Regions from separate parts of the Homo sapiens genome. Here region 1 is linked to region 2. Evidence: read pairs that join two places in POLR2A ChIA-PET (ENCODE). Cell type or tissue: GM12878. All regions are shown on one strand. Each heading gives the region's core, and the rest is flanking DNA. Links, peaks and the distances in the headings are about the cores only.

What was found. Peaks named below come from ENCODE experiments on the same cell type or tissue, not always from the same donor. Only the 100,000 strongest peaks of a DNase experiment are listed, where the experiment ranks them.
Region 1: POLR2A ChIA-PET joins it to region 2 with 6 read pairs; 1 of 35 experiments calls an interaction of 5 or more read pairs at or near these places.

The regions. Positions count from the first base shown.
Region 1 is chr11:121,231,921-121,240,330 of GRCh38, forward strand. LOC105369533 (a long non-coding RNA gene) reads left to right here and starts at 4,883. Exons shown (of 3, transcript XR_948108.3): 1 at 4,883-5,549. It also overlaps the pseudogene TRPC6P5. RefSeq lists enhancers at 4,228-4,767, 4,656-4,845, 4,768-5,307, 5,308-5,847, 8,053-8,410. In GM12878, for the core only: no CTCF peak of the experiment used is centred there; DNase peaks (open chromatin) are centred at 4,341, 5,511 and 6,311; H3K4me3 peaks cover 1,856 bases; H3K27ac peaks cover 3,021 bases.
Region 2 is chr11:121,332,885-121,341,136 of GRCh38, forward strand. No RefSeq gene overlaps it. Among named protein-coding and RNA genes, the nearest start is that of SC5D, 44 kb to the left of the region's middle. RefSeq lists a silencer at 4,755-4,844 and an enhancer at 5,425-5,574. In GM12878, for the core only: a CTCF peak has its summit at 2,281; DNase peaks (open chromatin) are centred at 3,564, 4,448 and 7,488; H3K27ac peaks cover 3,667 bases.

The sequences.
Region 1 (8,410 bases), core at 221-8,220, 100 kb before region 2:
TTAGAGCACCAGATCTCAAAACTTTAAATTGAGAATGAAAAATACGTAACTTGCAGAATGAGTGTGAGAATTAGAGATCGTATATAAAATACCTGCTTCACGGCAATTACATGATAAATAGTAACAAACAAGGTGGGAGGGTCACTTGAGCCCAGGCGTTTGAGATCAACCTGGGCAACATAGTGAGACCCCATTTCTAACAAAATGTTTAAAAAATTAGCCTGGCGTGCTGGTCCATGCCTGTAGTCCCAGCTACTTGGGAAGCCGAGGAGTTTGATGCAGCAGTAAGCCATGATTATGTCACTGCACTCCAAAAAACAAAAGAAAGAAGCACAGAATGTTTAACCTAGTCTTAAAATGAGACTTTCCCTACCCATTGCCTCTATTGTTGAACATTTTAAGTTTATCCCAATTTTCCATTTTTATAATTAATGCTGCAGTAAACATTATCATGAATATAGTTCTCTCTTTTGAATTATTTTAAGATAAATCCTTAAGATATGCTTTACTAGAACAAAGGATATAAATATCTCTATGGATTTTAACGCATATTGTCAAAGAGGAATCCAAAATAAATTAATGAGTAATGCCAAAAAATGTTAAGAACTTGCCAGTTACCTTGAAGACATACCTGAATTAAATATTATGCTTGTTTTTTTTTCTTTTGGGTTTAGTAGATATAAATGAGATCTTGCTATGATTTGTTATTATGACTAACAATATTAGATTTTAAAATGGCTATTGATTTTCATTTTGTGTGACTGAACTGCTCATGTACTGCTTATTGATGAGGTTACAAAGTGTATACAATATGTGCATATATATGGAATACACACACATATATACACATATGTATGCACATATATACACACACATACATACACAAATATACATACATATACACACACACATATATATCTCACTTATGATTCTTATCTCATTATAAAATTTTTATGTTTAACTTCATATACTCATAGCTTTCCACTCCATCATAATATTTGAAATTTCTGTTTTTATGTCAGCACCACATTTAAAATGCATTCTAACATGGGAAAGGAATAGCTCTTTTTCCTTGCTCTGTTCTTCTTCTTTTTTAAAGATCATTTATTATTATTGCCTACCAATTTATTCAAAATTAATTTCAGAATTATTTTATGGATTCTATAAAATAATTAGGTGGGAATTTTTATTGATGTTGATTAATGCAATCCATCCATTAGAGAAACTATTTTACTTCTTTACCAGTATAGAAGAGATTTCTGAAATATTCTTTTCTGTATACCAATATAATTTCATAATTTATCTTATGTAGTCATGCAGACCCCGACCTAATTCATAATATATATCTTTACTTTATTAGAGTCTTTATTGTTACTATTAATTTAAGCTGATTTCTCAGTTTTTGTGACTACAAATAATGCCTTCTTGTTACAAAATTTTAATCTCAGATAATTAATTTTTGAAGTATAGTTTTAAAAGGAAAGAAAGAAAGAAAACAAAGAAAGGAAGTAAAGGGAGAGAGGGAGGAAGAAAGAAGGGGGAATGGAAGGGAAATTTCAACCAAACTCCACTGTTTTCTAACATCTATTTGAATCTGTTTATATCTTTGTAAAAGCTATTTATATATTTCTTCTTTAAATAAATTATGATTATTTTATATATATATATATATATATATATATATATATATATATATATATATATATACACACACATACCCTTCTAGGATTTTCCTGAATTTTATTACCTACAAATAACAATACTGTTTTATTTCTTTCAAGTAATAACTTCTTATAACATTTTGTTTCTTTATTGTATTATTAACTCTCAAAGCAATGTAATCAAAACAGTAACTGAGAAATGAGGGAATGGGAGTATACAGTTCCCTCTCTTTACATTTCCACTTTGTTCCTGGGGGAAGACACACTTCTATACCCCCTCATTACACTGGACCTACACTAGTATTTAATCTCATTGTTGATAGCTTGGAAGATTCATTGGTGCATGCTTGGCCAGTGGAAGAGGGCGCCTTATTAAAAGATGTGTTTCTGTGCATACATGCTCAAATCTAATTTCTCTGCCTAAAACTGAATGGTCTGCTCCGAAGAACTGACAAAGAATAAGAAAAGAGCAGGTCTCACAAAGGCCTCCTGTTTTTTGCTGAATTCTCCAACACAGCCCTACATTCTAATTTATATCACAGGCTTGCCTGCGATAATAAAGGAGTATTTTGTTTCCTGCAGCTTCCTAGACCCAAATGCTTAACACATTGATGCTTCCTATGGACCAAGCACCAATGTGTCTAGAAATGAGCACATGAGAATACAGAGCTGTGTGCGCAACTGCTTCTAGCCCACCTGGTGTCTCTGTGTGAAGTAGAAAATTCTCATGAAGACACTTGAGTGCTTTTTGTCCAGAATATATTTATCATTTATCTATGATACGTATTTATCATACCATTTCTATGATACGTATTTATTGTTTTTCTATGATAAATACAGTATGAATGGTGTGTGAAAGGAAATTAAATATTGAGGCCCCCAACTCATTAAGCCGAAGGGAAAAGTCAAACTGGGAACTGGGTCACACAAACCCGCCTCCCCCTTTTGGTTCCTAAATAAGATGGCTACAAGATGTAAAGCTACTTGCCTCCCCCCATTTGCCCTCAAGGAAATTCCTAGTGAGCTGCAAGATCTTTTAATGTATTTCTGTTAAAATTTCACCATGGCAATGTAAAATGATAGCTTATATTTATAGGTGGAGTCACCCCCAGCCCACCAGACACATATGCATATCTGATGTTCCCCTGCCCCATTTTGTCTATATTATCTTATGTAAAATGCAGATTCCCTGCAGTTTTCCTCTGCCTCATTTGTCTATGTCATCTTATGTAAAAAAATGTAGATTCACTGAGCCAGACAAAGGCATGAATGACTATTTTTCCCTACCTTCCTCTTACATGGAAATTGTGTACTTCTCAATATTCCGCTCTTTCCCCTTTAAATTTGGAGCCCTTAAAATCAACTTCAGAGAAAGGCATAGTCCTGTCTCCCGGGCGCACACGCTTATATCTTTGGCAAATAAACCTCCTAAAATGATTGAGACTTATCTTGTCATTTTTCTCAATTGACAGGTGTTTCTTAAAACTGTTCAATGCACAACCTGCAAACTGTATGTGGTGGCCTGGCTCGGAACGGAGATTGCAATCCATGCTGAAGCTGCAGTGAGTTCACTGAGTCAGGGGAGTGGCAGCTGATCTGAAATCTTAGTGGTAGCTGGAATCTACAGGTAGGGCTCCACAGACTCCGACTGTGATCACAAACATCATCAGATTCTTGTGAAAACTGATTGATTTGGATGCCAGAAAAGAGTTGCCTAATATCACAAACAGAGAAATCAGAGTTCTATTTCCTAGAGTAGGGATGGATATCCTGAGGACTTCAAAATTGCAGAGGTAGCTGCAGTTTTTGTCACAGTGCCATGGGAAAGGACAAAGCTATCTCCAGAGCCAGGAAGGCTCACCACAAACAGGCTTTTGTAAAATACAAGAACTGGGCATGGAGGTAGTAGGTGCAATTTTGGAAATGCAAAGTATTGGTAGTTAGGAAATGAATATAAATAGATACACACTGCACACACACACACACACACACACACACACACATATTTTTTCTTTTTCCATTTATTCTACTTATGAGCTAGAACTGTGGGACCAGTGCCTTTAAAGTGTTGTCTGAAGTAGCAGGATGATGAGAGGTGAATAAAGATTCTTTTGTGTAGTGAGAGTTAAGCAGGACTACAGTAATTAAAAAGAAAATTGGGGAGGGGGTTGTTAGTGAGGAATACACGGCAGATGTAACTGTTTCTCATGGAGCCCTTGAGGAGATATTGTTAGGAAATGCCAACAACTGTGGGATGGAATGAAAACCACCTTGGGGACATACATATCCAGGAACATGGTGGACTAGATAGCCAAAACATTCCTTCCAGTGCAAACATCTGGAAATACAAGATAAAATGTGATAATCATATTGATAAAAGTATAAATGACCTCATAGAAGGTCAAAGAAATTCTCATCATTCAAAACTAAAAGGGAGCTGGAAATCAGAATAGAAAGCTGACAATAAAACCTTCACTGCCTCCCATGCATTTAGCAATGTTGGTAACCTAAAAGTGGTTATTTTAATGGCTACTGGGAGACAGAAGATGAACTTGCCAGAGCAAGGGAGGATCCTTGGAGAGCAATACCCATGATGACAATGGACCAACTAAAAAAACTCACATCAGAGCAAAGGAAACCAGAAGTAAATTTTTCTGGTTTGGGCTGGGTTATTAGTAGAAAAAGAAAGTCGCCTTTGAGAATTTGTAACCACAGGTCTATACAAAATGACTCTGAAGTTTGGATTTTTGTGAACATAATTCATGGTTAAGAGACATGTAGGTGGCTCTCACCAGTAGTCCCAGCTACCCAGGAGGCTAAGGTGGGAGAATCACTTGAGCCCAGGAGTTTGAGACTGCAATGAGCCATGATCATATCACTACCCTCCAGCCTGGGGAACAGAGTGAGTGAGATCTTGTCTCTAATAAAAGAGAAAGTGTTAAGGAAAAAAGCTGAGCGTTGGGAAGAAAGCTGAGGTGGGGCTTGCGTGACTGACATAATGTCCTCTGGAATGTGTCTAGACTTGCTGGCTCCTTGCTTCTAGCCCTCCTAGGCTCCTAGATCCATTGTATTTCCGTTATCTCAAGTAGCAGAACATGTTCCATATAAATGCTAAACTGTCACAGCTGTAGATCATGTGCCTGCCCTTTTGACCTCCACATTCTCACCACCTGTTTCTTTGTTGGATTACAAATAAATAGCGGGGGCTCCCAGGGCTCAGGGCCTTCACGATCGTGATGGCCCGCTGGTCCCACTTCTCTGTCTCAAACTGGCTTTTTCTCAATCCTTTGACTCCGCCGGGCTTTGTCACCCCCATGACCTGGTGTTGGGTCTGATCACCCCAACGTTCCTGGCTGCTCAATGTGGGGTGACAAAGACCCCGGTGAAGGAACGCTAGAGCGTGTGAAAGCAGAGGACGCATCATCAGAGGACACCTGAGGATGTCTAAAAGAAGCTCAGCAGGAAAGCTGAGTGCTGGGAAGAACCAGGGTAGCAATGGGACAAAGTGAAAGCAGACATTCTGCTTATTTAAATTTCTTAAGGCGTTTATTATGAAGAGGGGGGAGTGAAAGTTAGTGCTCAGAATTTATCACTCTTCAGTGCAGTAAAGCAGTTTTGCCCATGGTTCCCGGAACAAGGGACTATGGAGTTGGATGAATGGGAGAGAATTGGCAGAGATTTTTAAAAAAACATATAAAGGTGGAGCAAATATTCCAGTCTCGGTTTGGTCAATGTGGGCACTAATAAAAGCAGCTCTTGAGCCATTTCAAACAGATCATGAGGCAGATTCAGATGAGGAAGAGGAGGGCGAGTGTAAAAAACTAACTTCAGATTCTGAATGTGAGGAACAGAAACCGGAGGAAATCAAAGAAAGGGAAACCGAAAAAGGTATGTTTTACTAGCCCCTCAGCTCCACCTGCTGAATTAAGTGAATGGCCACCTCCTCTCTCTCCCCTTAGTGGGCGAGAAAATGAATTAGCTACAAAACTTACCGCTCCTGTAGTTGCAACATTAAAACCTGGAGCAATTGGTAGTACTAAGACCCAGTGGAATCTGAGGCTTGTTTATTTAGAGAGCACCTCAATAAACTGAGGCATATCCGGCACAGCCAGTGCCCTTACAAACGGCAACAATTGTCTCCCACCGCGGCGGGCAGTGCTGCCGTGGACCTTTGCAGCACAGTTCTCATTTCCCTGCTTCCTGGGAGCCACTGGAGAGGGTCCCCACGGGAGTTGGGGGACCCTTGCCCTCAGGAACCGTCGGTCTATTACTTGAAAGATCTAGAGGTGGCACTGTGCATACGGAAATGATTGGTTCTGATTATACCAGAGAAATTCAATTAGTTATTAGTTCCTCAACTCTGTGGTCTGCTTCCCCAGGAAAAAGAATTGCTCAGTTGTTGACATAAAGCTGGGAAGCAGCACAGTGAGAAGAACAGGAGGCTTTGGTAGTACTAATCCAACAGGAAAGGCTGTATTTTGGGTTAATCAAGTGTCTGACAAAAGACCTATTTGTACAGTAGACCTGCTGTTGGATGCTTACAGACTGACACACAGGCCTGGTTGGCAGTAGTCTCCGGAAAAAATAAATCATGCGCTGCTTTGCGTAGGGCAAGTCAAGTCATCTTGAAGCTTCAGTTTCATGTTTAACCTGCCTCTGCTGGAGAAAAACAGATTTAATAAGCACACAGGCATGATATGGGCTGAATGTGTTCATTGTGGTGTTTGTGGCCTTTATGATGGGAATGTTCAACCTCTACTACTACATTGGTGCAAAACAAAGTGAAGCCTTCACAACAGAGTTTTAAGACACTGCTCTAGGCTATATTTGGACTTTCTGAAGTGAAATCAGTGGTCATCAACTATAACCACAAATTCATTGAAAACATTGGTTATGTTATTTATGGAGCCTATAATGTTACAATGGTCATTGTTTTGCTAAGTATGTTAACTGCCATGATCAACAATTCATTCCAGGGAATTGAGGATGATGCTGATGTGGAGTGGAAATCTGCAAGGGCCAAACTCTGGTTTCCCTGCTTTGGGGAGGGGAGAGCACTTCCTGTTCCCTTCAATCTGGTGCCAGGTCTGGGGTCCCTGTTTTGTCTCTTGCTGAAGCATAAAGGGTGGATTTTTCAGCTCTACCCAGGGTCATAAAAAAGGTTTCCAAGAAAGATGCAGAGATAAGTCAGTAAGTAGAGATAAGTAAGTGGAGACAAGAAAGTAGAGACAAATAGAGACAGAGACAAATAGAGACAGATAGAGATAAGTAGAGAGAGAGAGAGATAAGTAGAGAGATAGAGATAAGTAGAGAGATAGATGAAGACTAGCAATATAAGATCAGTGCCCTAGTAGAGGTTACTGATCAGTGCCCTAAAGAGGTACAAAAGTAGAGACTAGCAAAGACTAGCAGAGATTTGCAGGGACAGACAAGAACATTCTGAATTATGAAATTAGCTATGGCTCAAAGGGCAAATATAAAGGGAATAGAGGGGAGGGAGGCAAGGATAAAAATGCTCTTTCTTTTCTCTCCAACAGGACCTTTTGGTCCTTTAAATAATCAAAGGGCAGATGCACTGGTGTCTGCAGTCTTTGCTGATGCACAAGCATTCCATTCTTTAACTCATCTTAATGCTGCAGGCCTTAGAAAAAGATATGGTCACATACAAAAAGCTGGCAAAAAGGAAAGATAATTATATGGGGAAGAGGAGTTGCTTGTGTCTATCCAGGTGACAATCAGGAGCCTGTGTGGGTGCCCACCAAACATCTGAAGATCTATCATGAGCCACAACATCTAGTGGACCCACCTGTATAATGCGAATTGAAGGTTTGAAAAGCCTCGATTTGCTTTCTCTGTGCCTTCTGTTAATCAGAAAAGACCTGTTTCCCATTATCAGTTGAAAGTTTTACCTCGCAGTAATTAATCAGAGGCAGAAACTGAGTTAACAAATGCTTCAGCAACGGCATGGTCCCGGCTACAGCCACAGAAGTTTTTGCTTCTGTTTCAGTAGATTTACTAACGTGGGGGGTGAGGGTATACTTGTGCTTTTTCGGGAGATGAATGAACCATGTGGATGCCTTAAGATGTGTACGACCATGGAATGGGAGACTGGAGGGACCCATGGATCCCAACCATGCACTGAGTTCCCCCAGTATGAGCCACGAGCCAGTTGAATCTGAATGAGAAGATGCAACAAGGGCCGACCAGAGTCATGATGCTTAATGGACCAATGCTTTCTGACTCAGCTCCTCTCTACCTTGAATACAAGAGACCCTAATGGTTAGGCAGGAGTATCATTGCCCCTATTCAGTATAAAGAAGTTACAGAAGATGGACCTTCATCATTTTGCAACCCCTAGGATTAAGGATCCTCTTGTAAAAGGGAAAGGGGAGATATGTGGGAAGCATTCAAACCAGAGTGACTCTAGTAATAATGATGGCTAGTAATAATGGTAGTAATAATGATACCTTCTTTTACAAAAAAGAGAAGGGGAGCATGTTGGGAAAAATGCTGAGGGTTGGGAAGAATGCTGAGATGGGGCTTGCGTGACTGACATAATGTCCTCTGGAATGTGTCTAGACTTGCTGGCTCCTTGCTTCTAGCCCTCCCAGGCTCCTAGATCCATTGTATTCCCATTATCTCAAGTAGCAGAACATGTTCCATATAAATGCTAAACCGTCACAGCTGTAGATCATGCACCTGCCGTTTTGACCTCCACATTCTCACCACCTGTTTCTTTGTTGGATTAC
Region 2 (8,252 bases), core at 1-8,000:
CAAAAAAAAAAAAAAAAAAAAAAAAAAAAAAAAAATCTGGATGTGTTGGCACATGCCTGTAGTCCTAGCTACTTGAGAGGCTAAGTTGAGTGGATTGCTTGAGCCCAGGAGGTCGAGGCTGAGCCCTGTCTTAAAAAAAAAAAAAAAAAGAAAGAAAAAGAAAAGATGTTGAACATCATATATTATTAGAGAATTGCAAATTAAAACAATGAGTTACCACTACACGCCTATCAGAACGGTCAAAATCCAAAACAGTGATAATATCTGATGCTAATGAGGTTGTGGAGCACCTGGAACTCTCATTCATTGGTGGTGGGAATGCAAAATGGTACAGCTGCTTTACAAGACAGTTTGGCAGTTTCTTACAAAACTGAACATAGTCTTACCATGTAATCCAGCAAACACATTCCTTGGTTATTTGCCTAAATGAATTGAAAACTTAATGTCCACATGAAAACCTGCACACAGATGTTTATAGCAGCTTTATTCAGAATTGCCAAAACTTAGAAGCAACCAAAATGTCCTTTGGTTGGTGAGTGGATAAATACACTGTGCTACATCTAGACAATAGGCTGTTGTTTTTCCGTGCTAAAAAGAAATGAGCCATGAAAAGACATGGAGGAAACATAAACACATATTACTAAGTGAAAGAAGCCAGCCTGAAAAGTTACATACTGTATAATTCCAACTAGATGGCATTCTGGAAAAAACAAAACTATGGCGACAGTGAATTATCAGGGGTTGGGGCAGGGAAAGGTGAATAGGCACAGCACAGAGGATTTTGAGGCTGGTGAAACTATTCTGTACCATACTATAATGGTGGCTACATGTCATTATACATTTGTCAAAACCCATGGAATATACAATACCAAGAGTGAGCCGTAATATAAGCCATGAACTCTGGGTGATAATGATGTGGCAATGTAGGTTCAGTGATTGTAACAAATGCACCACTGTGGAATGGGATGTGGATAGTGGGGGAGGTTGAACATATGTGGGGGCAGCAGACACATGGATACTCTCTGTACTTTCTGCTCAGTTTCGCTGTGAACCTAAAGCAGCTCCAAAAAATAAGGTTTATTAATTTTTTGTTTTTAAAAAAAGATAAGCAGCCTGCCTTGGATTTCCTCTCTTTCACCTTCCCACAAGCTGAAACAGACATGCTCTCAGGTCACATTGGACCATGCTCAGCCGCCAGCCTGGACAATTCACGTTGGGAGTGTGTGTAAGAAAGACAGGGGCTACGCTTTTTGTTATAGCAGCTTAGCCTTTACCTTAAGCTAGAATAAATGAGTGAATGGATGCATTTGTACTACACTCTAGCTCAAAAGGGCATTTAAGGTAGATTACAATCGTTTGTGAGGCAGATCACAATATAAAACTGCATTAAGAAGAAACAAGTGAATAAAACATTATATACCAGGAACCGGGTAGTATGCAAAAGCATCTGAGACTAGATAGTTACCGAATTTAAACAATGAGTTTAATTCTGAAATGCCTGGAAATTAAGGCGAAAAGAGAACAACCACTGCCCCCACTCCCGCCGCCCACCCTCCCTTACTTCCCCTTGGTACCTAGTGTCTCAGGTACATTGCAACTCTGCCAGCCCCTCTGAAATTCCAATTTCTGACTGCTGCTTCCTGGAGAGGAGAGGAGGCAATGAGGTCAGCACTTCAGAGAATAAGAGTTGAAGCCTATAAAGCTGTGAGGAAATTCTGTTAATTATCGAATTGTAACTTTTCAGTAGAGGAAGTCACTTGATCTTTTCAGCCGACTCTGGGAAAAGCAACACATCTATTTAATGCTGACCTTAGATCACCTCTTCATTCAGTACAATCGTTCCTCACCTCCCCAAAGAGACTTGCTTGCTTGGGAAAAATCAGCCTCTAGATTGCTGGGAGCTTTGTGAGTTTTTCTTCCCTCTCTGCAACCTGGTTCTTCAAGTTAAAATAAAAATCACAGCCCTGGGAGGAAAGGAGGGCACATAAATAAGGTGGCTGAAGCTGATGAAAGGGACTCTGTAAATAAGGGGACATTTTATTTGCCAAGTTGCCATAATAAAACACAGGTTTCCGAGTGTTTATCTGTTAACAATTTTAATAAAAAATGTTTCTAATACATGCACATATATAACATTTTTAGAAAATACATAGAAAAACAAGAAAGATAAACTGATTACCATCCCATGAAAACCACTATTCATATTTCAGGGTTCAGCCTTTCTCTGGGTCTCCCCACCTCTGACAGTCTCTCCATCCCTCACTATCTCTCCCTACCTCTTTCTCTGTCTTGCTCCCTCTCTCGTGCAGAACTGGAATCACAAAGTACATAATGTTCTGAACTTGATTTTTTTTCTTCGTTATTTGGAAGAAATATTTTTTCATTTTTAAACACACACAGCCATGAGAGGATGATGCGGCTCAAAGCTCTTAATTCAGGAGTGTGTTTATGTGTAGCCCAAATACTTATTGAGTGCCTACTGGGTACTAAGCTCTATGCTGGGCCTTCATGTGGTGAGAAAGACCTGGTCTGACGGAGCTTACAGTCCAAGGGGAGGATGGCTGCTAAATGATACCCAGCAGAGAAACTGCTTCTGCAAAGTGCCTGCCTGGATACTTTGCTGGATGGTGTTGGCCCAGAGCCAGCAGCTTTAGGGCTGCCTGCGGAAGGTCCCCACAACTGAGGTTTATTATTATTATTTAGTTTGCTGGTGAGACACACACAGAGTCTGCACAGCATCTGGCTGCGGGGTGGATTATGGTTAGCCAAGGGTTCCTTTTTATGGATGACTGCGGTAGTGAAGTTGCAGACTTACCTCCAGCCTCCTCAATTTCTGATGGGAGGCCTGAGTCTGACAAATAGTCCCGTGTCCTCAGTCCCCATCACTCTAGCCCCGTTGGAAGCTGGCCATTGCTTCTAGGCACCAGCCCGAAAGAGAGGAAGACTAATACTTTTCAGGCTGCCCAGCCATAGCCTGTAGAACAGGGGCCAGGGGAGGGCACAAGAGAGAATTCTAACCACCAGCCCACTGATGTCCACCTCTGATGGCCAGTGGAGATGAGTGAGCATCCAGGGCTGCAGGACCTTCTTGTGTGTGTGCTTGGCCCCACTACCCCTTTCTTCTTTGTAAGGGGCTCAACACAGCACCATACACAACTTCAAAACTTGATAGGGTAATTTTTATCTTAAAAGAAATCCTGAGAAGTAAAGGTTCTGAGCTTTGTAGAGAAAGTAAATAAAGTGTAACATTCTGACCCTCAGAGCTAAAGGGGTTGTTATAGAGCTATACCAGGAGCTAGCCTTTAATAAAACCTCCCTTGAAATTGTGTTAGATGTACTAAGTCCCGCTTTCATCTAATGCTTCCTCTTTGGGGTATTAGCCAGGTTGAGGATAAGCAACAGATGCCCACAGGCTTCCCATAAAGAATGTCAGTCATTGGACCTGAGTTGCACTGCTGACTATTCTCAGGCTTGTGGTCCACCACAGCACCTGATTCTTTTCACCTAAGTATGCAGCCAGCTCTTTTCCTGCATTTGTGCAATTGAGTTACTCTACTTGCATCTGTCCCAACTGAACAGCATATGATGGTTTCTGACTTACCACTTCTCCAATATAATGGACCAATTGAACCACAAAGAATGCCCAAATGGCAGCTGCCCTAGATTAATGGGTGTGTGTGGGTATTCTCCCTAAAAATAATGAGAGCTCATGTCTGTGGGGGCTCTGCAGTGAGAGCAATAATTTCAAAGCTGGATATCAGCAGAAAAACTAATGAGACCATTTAAAGTGTGTGTTAATGTGGTATGTGTGTAAAATTAACAACCCTTTGATAGCTAAGCCACAAACACCCTCCTGAGGTCAATCTGGAAGTCACGGCGAAGACTGGCTCTGTGGGGCAGTGTGCCAGATGTGAGTAGGAAGGCCCTGGAGCCCGGAGATGACCCAGCTGCATCTTAAAAATTAATATTGTGTTAAATTAGCTCCCATGTAAATGCCATTTTGTAACAGCTGCCTGGCCTATTCGTGGGAGCAACAGCAGTCGGGAGCACACGGGGTCCCACTTCGAGACCATCTTCCTCCTTTTGATTAATCAGTACCAAACACTAATAGCAAAACTACCACCTAAATAACACCTGTAGCTACCACTTATTGAGTGCTTAGTGTGTGTCACACTCTGCACTAAACGCTTTGCACACGTGGCTTGTCTAATTCTTCCAACATCACTGTTGAGTACTGCTGGCGTCCTATTGAACAGATGTAGAAACTGAGGCTCTGAATATGACATGCCCAGGCTCACAGGCAAGTGGGTGAGCTGGGATTTATTACCTGGGTCTGACTGACTCAAACAGGTCCCATAAAGCATGTCAGTCATTGGAACTGGGTTGCACTGCTGAGTATTCTCAGGCTTGTGGTCCACCACAGCACCTGATTCTCTCTTAACTTGAAGAGTGTTCATCCTTTTTACAAATAAGTGGTGAGCTTCCTTCACAGAGATGTGTGTATTGTGGAGGTAGTGGATGGAGGGGTGTTTCTCTTGCAACCAGAGCCCAGAAATGTTGTTTCCAATCAAAGGATTGATATCTGTTCTGCTGGAAGGCTGGGTTGGAGGCATCTGCATTTTGGTTTAGAAGATCTACTCCTAACCCTGCTGCCAGCAACAGAACATAAGGAGAAGAAGGAAGCTCTTGTTGAAAGGCAGTTGAGGAGTAGGAAAAAAGTCTTACAGAAATGAATCATCTCCACAGGACATCTGAGCATCTGTTCATTGCCCAGCACTTTCTGAACTAGTCTGGACCAGAGAAGAGGCATCTGTGACTTTATCCAAATGGCCTGGTGTCCTGGGGAATGGGAAGCCACCTATACTGGCCACGCCTCCCACATGTATTATAACTCCACCACCTGCCCTCCCCTCTTCCCCATTCCAGGGACCCCTGAGGGGTCAGCAGGGATGCCCTGCTGGAGTGTGTTCCCCAGGGCACCTTGGGGTGAAGTCCTGATACATACTGTCTCATGTTGCACAAGTCACACTGAAGCCAGCCTCTGCCAGCAGAGAAGTGAAGGCCTTTCAGAAACTATCAGAAATCCAGCCAAGAAATCCATCGCGTCCCTTTGAGAGGGGAAGAAAGAGAGGCAGTCAGTTGACAAGGAAGGAAAGCTCCTGGCAAGAAGCATAACCCAACTCCCAGTCCCAGGGTAGAAGGGAAAGAGAAAGAATTAAGAAAGAAATAGTCAGCAACTTATGTTCCTTTCTATTTTCACAAACAAGATCTGCTGACTGACCTTTCAGATCAGCTGGGAAATGATACCGCACACGGAGCATGCAAATAGGACCCACTGTATTTCCCTGACACTCTGCGCCCTGCCTGCTCCAAGACCCCAGAGAGACCCTGGGGACGCCTCAGTTACAGTAGAAAATCCCAAATGAGCACAGCCTGGCTGGGGAGCCAAGATGGGGCCAAGAATCAAGATTCAGTATCAGGACGGCTCTGGGGCCGTGGCTAAAATGTGTTCTGGGGCATGAATCCTGGTTGCTAAGGTGACAGGCCCAACACCTCATGCTAAGGACAGGACGATGCCCGCTGTGCCTCAGTTGGAAAAGGGGCTTGCCAGTGCCAGATCCCAGGAATGCAGGCCACTCAGCTCCTCCCTCTCTTGAAAGCATATAAAGGGCAAATGGCCCTCCCAGCCACCAGATAAATGTCTGTTTGTCCTTGGGGTGTATTTCTTTTTTAGCAACCTGAACCATCTTCGTCATCTTCAAACTCCAATGCTATTCAACACCCTCCACAATCTAGCCGAAAATTAGTCTTACAGTCCGCCCTGTGAAATAGCCGATCTGAACTGTTCACCGCTCTCAGACCTCCCACCAAACTTGCCATGTCTTTGTTCGAACCATTCTCCGTGCCACGCTTGCCCACCTCCTCACCTCCTTTTAGCTAATACAACCCTACCAGTCCTCCAAAGACCCGCTCGAATGCCACCTCTCTGACGATGCTGTCCCTCATTGTTCCAGCCACAGGTTGTCTATGAAATTTGGGCAGCACCCCTCCTGTGGCTCCTCCCACATACTAGTATACACAGTGGATATTTGTGCGGTTCTCTCCCTTTACCATATTAAAAGCTCCATGTGTTTAGGAAACTGTCTCTTATACTGTCTGTCTCCTGTTCCCTTCATCAGCTAATCCAATACAATGTCGCTATTCCCTTTTCATTGTTCTATCTCATTCCAGCTCCCACCCTTTAAATATGGTGTTTCTCGATCCTGCTCTGAACAATGATCTGACTTTTTTCTGGCCTGGTAGCCTCTGCAGATTCTGGTATGTTTAGAACTACACTTTGGAAGCTTAGTCTGAGGGCATCGCCTGGGAAGGAACGGTGTTGGGGAGAAAATTGGTCCACAGTGTTGCACTGTGCATTCAGAGAGATGTTCATATAAATGGTGCCCCATGAATCATGCAACACGGCTGTGCAAAACAGAGAAGAAGCTGAAAGATGAGTGAAGGGGCTTTTTCAACAACCGAGGCAAAAATCAAATGTAACCCCGGGAAATGGGAAGAAGAGAACAAGTACAAGTGACACCGTAAAGGAAGAAGCAATAAGACATGAGACTCTAAGGGTCCTTTGCTATTTCCTACTTACCTATTATCCATCCCCCCACACCTCTTCTCATACAGAATTCTGATTGCTCTTCCTTTGAGGGACCACCTTTACCATTCACAGGCCATGTGGCTTGAGTGGTGAATGTGATCACCACTGGCCAATGAGATCACCATATCCCCATGAGGACAGGTTTGGAGTAGGCATGTAACCTAAGTCTGGGCAAATAAAAGTTTTATCTGGGACTTTTTTTGTTTTTTTTGTTTGTTTGTTTTTTCCTTTTTAGGCTAGTGTAGCCAAGCTAGAGAACCTTTCAAGAATGAAAAAAAAAAGAAAAAAAAAAGACAAAGACAGCCTTTCCAATCATGTGAGCCAGCCTATTTTCTTTTGGCTCAAATCAGTTGGACTGGATTTCTGTAACACGCAATTGAGAGTCATGGCTAACCTAAGAACTGCCAGATTTTGGACATATGGGAACTGAAGAGTCAAAAACGCCCTGATATTGGGGGATCTGGGAGGAAGGTGATTACCACCATCAATTGTCCAAAGTACAAAAGACAAAGGGATAGTATAAATACCAATATTTAGAAAGCAATATACTACATGAGCTGAAACTCATATAAAAATTTCAACCAAGATTGGTATGTTCAGAGCAAAAAAGAGAAGGGAGGGAAAATGATATATTTTTAACAACCAGTGGAAAGTGAAATTAATTCAGATGCTATTGTACTTCTGCTTTCTTTAGGAAGTGATATCTTCAAACTGAAAAGAATAGTACAAATGCCATAAAAAGAGAAATGAAGGTGAAGATATGTGACAATCTAGTAAAAGAGAATTTACTCACTGAAAATGTGTTCACGTTCCCAGGCCCGTTTGGACAACGTCCTTGAGCACTGGAGGAACTTGAAGGTGTGAACTCAGCATCACTCCAGTTTTCTGTCATTGAAAATGACAGAAAAGAGGAGAGAGAGAGATGCCAAAAGACAATGCCCCAACTTTGAACAAGGGAAAGGGAGGTAGCTTCTGAAAACCTCACACTGAAAATCTAGACATCAATCTGCAGCAAAATTCCAGAGTTGATTATTAAACAAGCGGATGTGAATACTTTAAAAATGAATGCAGTGGTCACCAGAAACTAGTGTGATTATATGTATAAACCAACATCATTGCCCTAGTCTTTTTTTTTTTTTTTTTGAGACGGAACCTCACACTCTCACCCAGGCTGGAGTGCAATGGCGCAATCTTGGTTCACTGCAACCTCCGCTTCCCACGTTCAAGCAATTCTCCTGCCTCAGCCACCCAAGTAGCTGGGATTACAGGTGCCTGTCACCATGCCCGGCTAATTTTTTTTTGTATTTTTAATAGAGACAGGGTTTCACTATATTGGCCAGGCTGGTCTCCAACTCCTGACCTCAAGATCCATCCGCCTCGGCCTCCCAAAGTGCTGGGATTACAGGCGTGAGCCACGGGGCCCAGCCGACCCTAGTCTTTACAATGCCCGAAAAACCCTTCATAATTTGGTGCCTGTTTACTTCTCCTTCTTGGTCCCCTATCACTCTACCCACCTAGTCCACCCCTCACCCCTATCCCCACCCACTGCACACACATACAAGCTCTCCCTCTGCTAAAGCCACCTTCATTCCATTTCTATAAT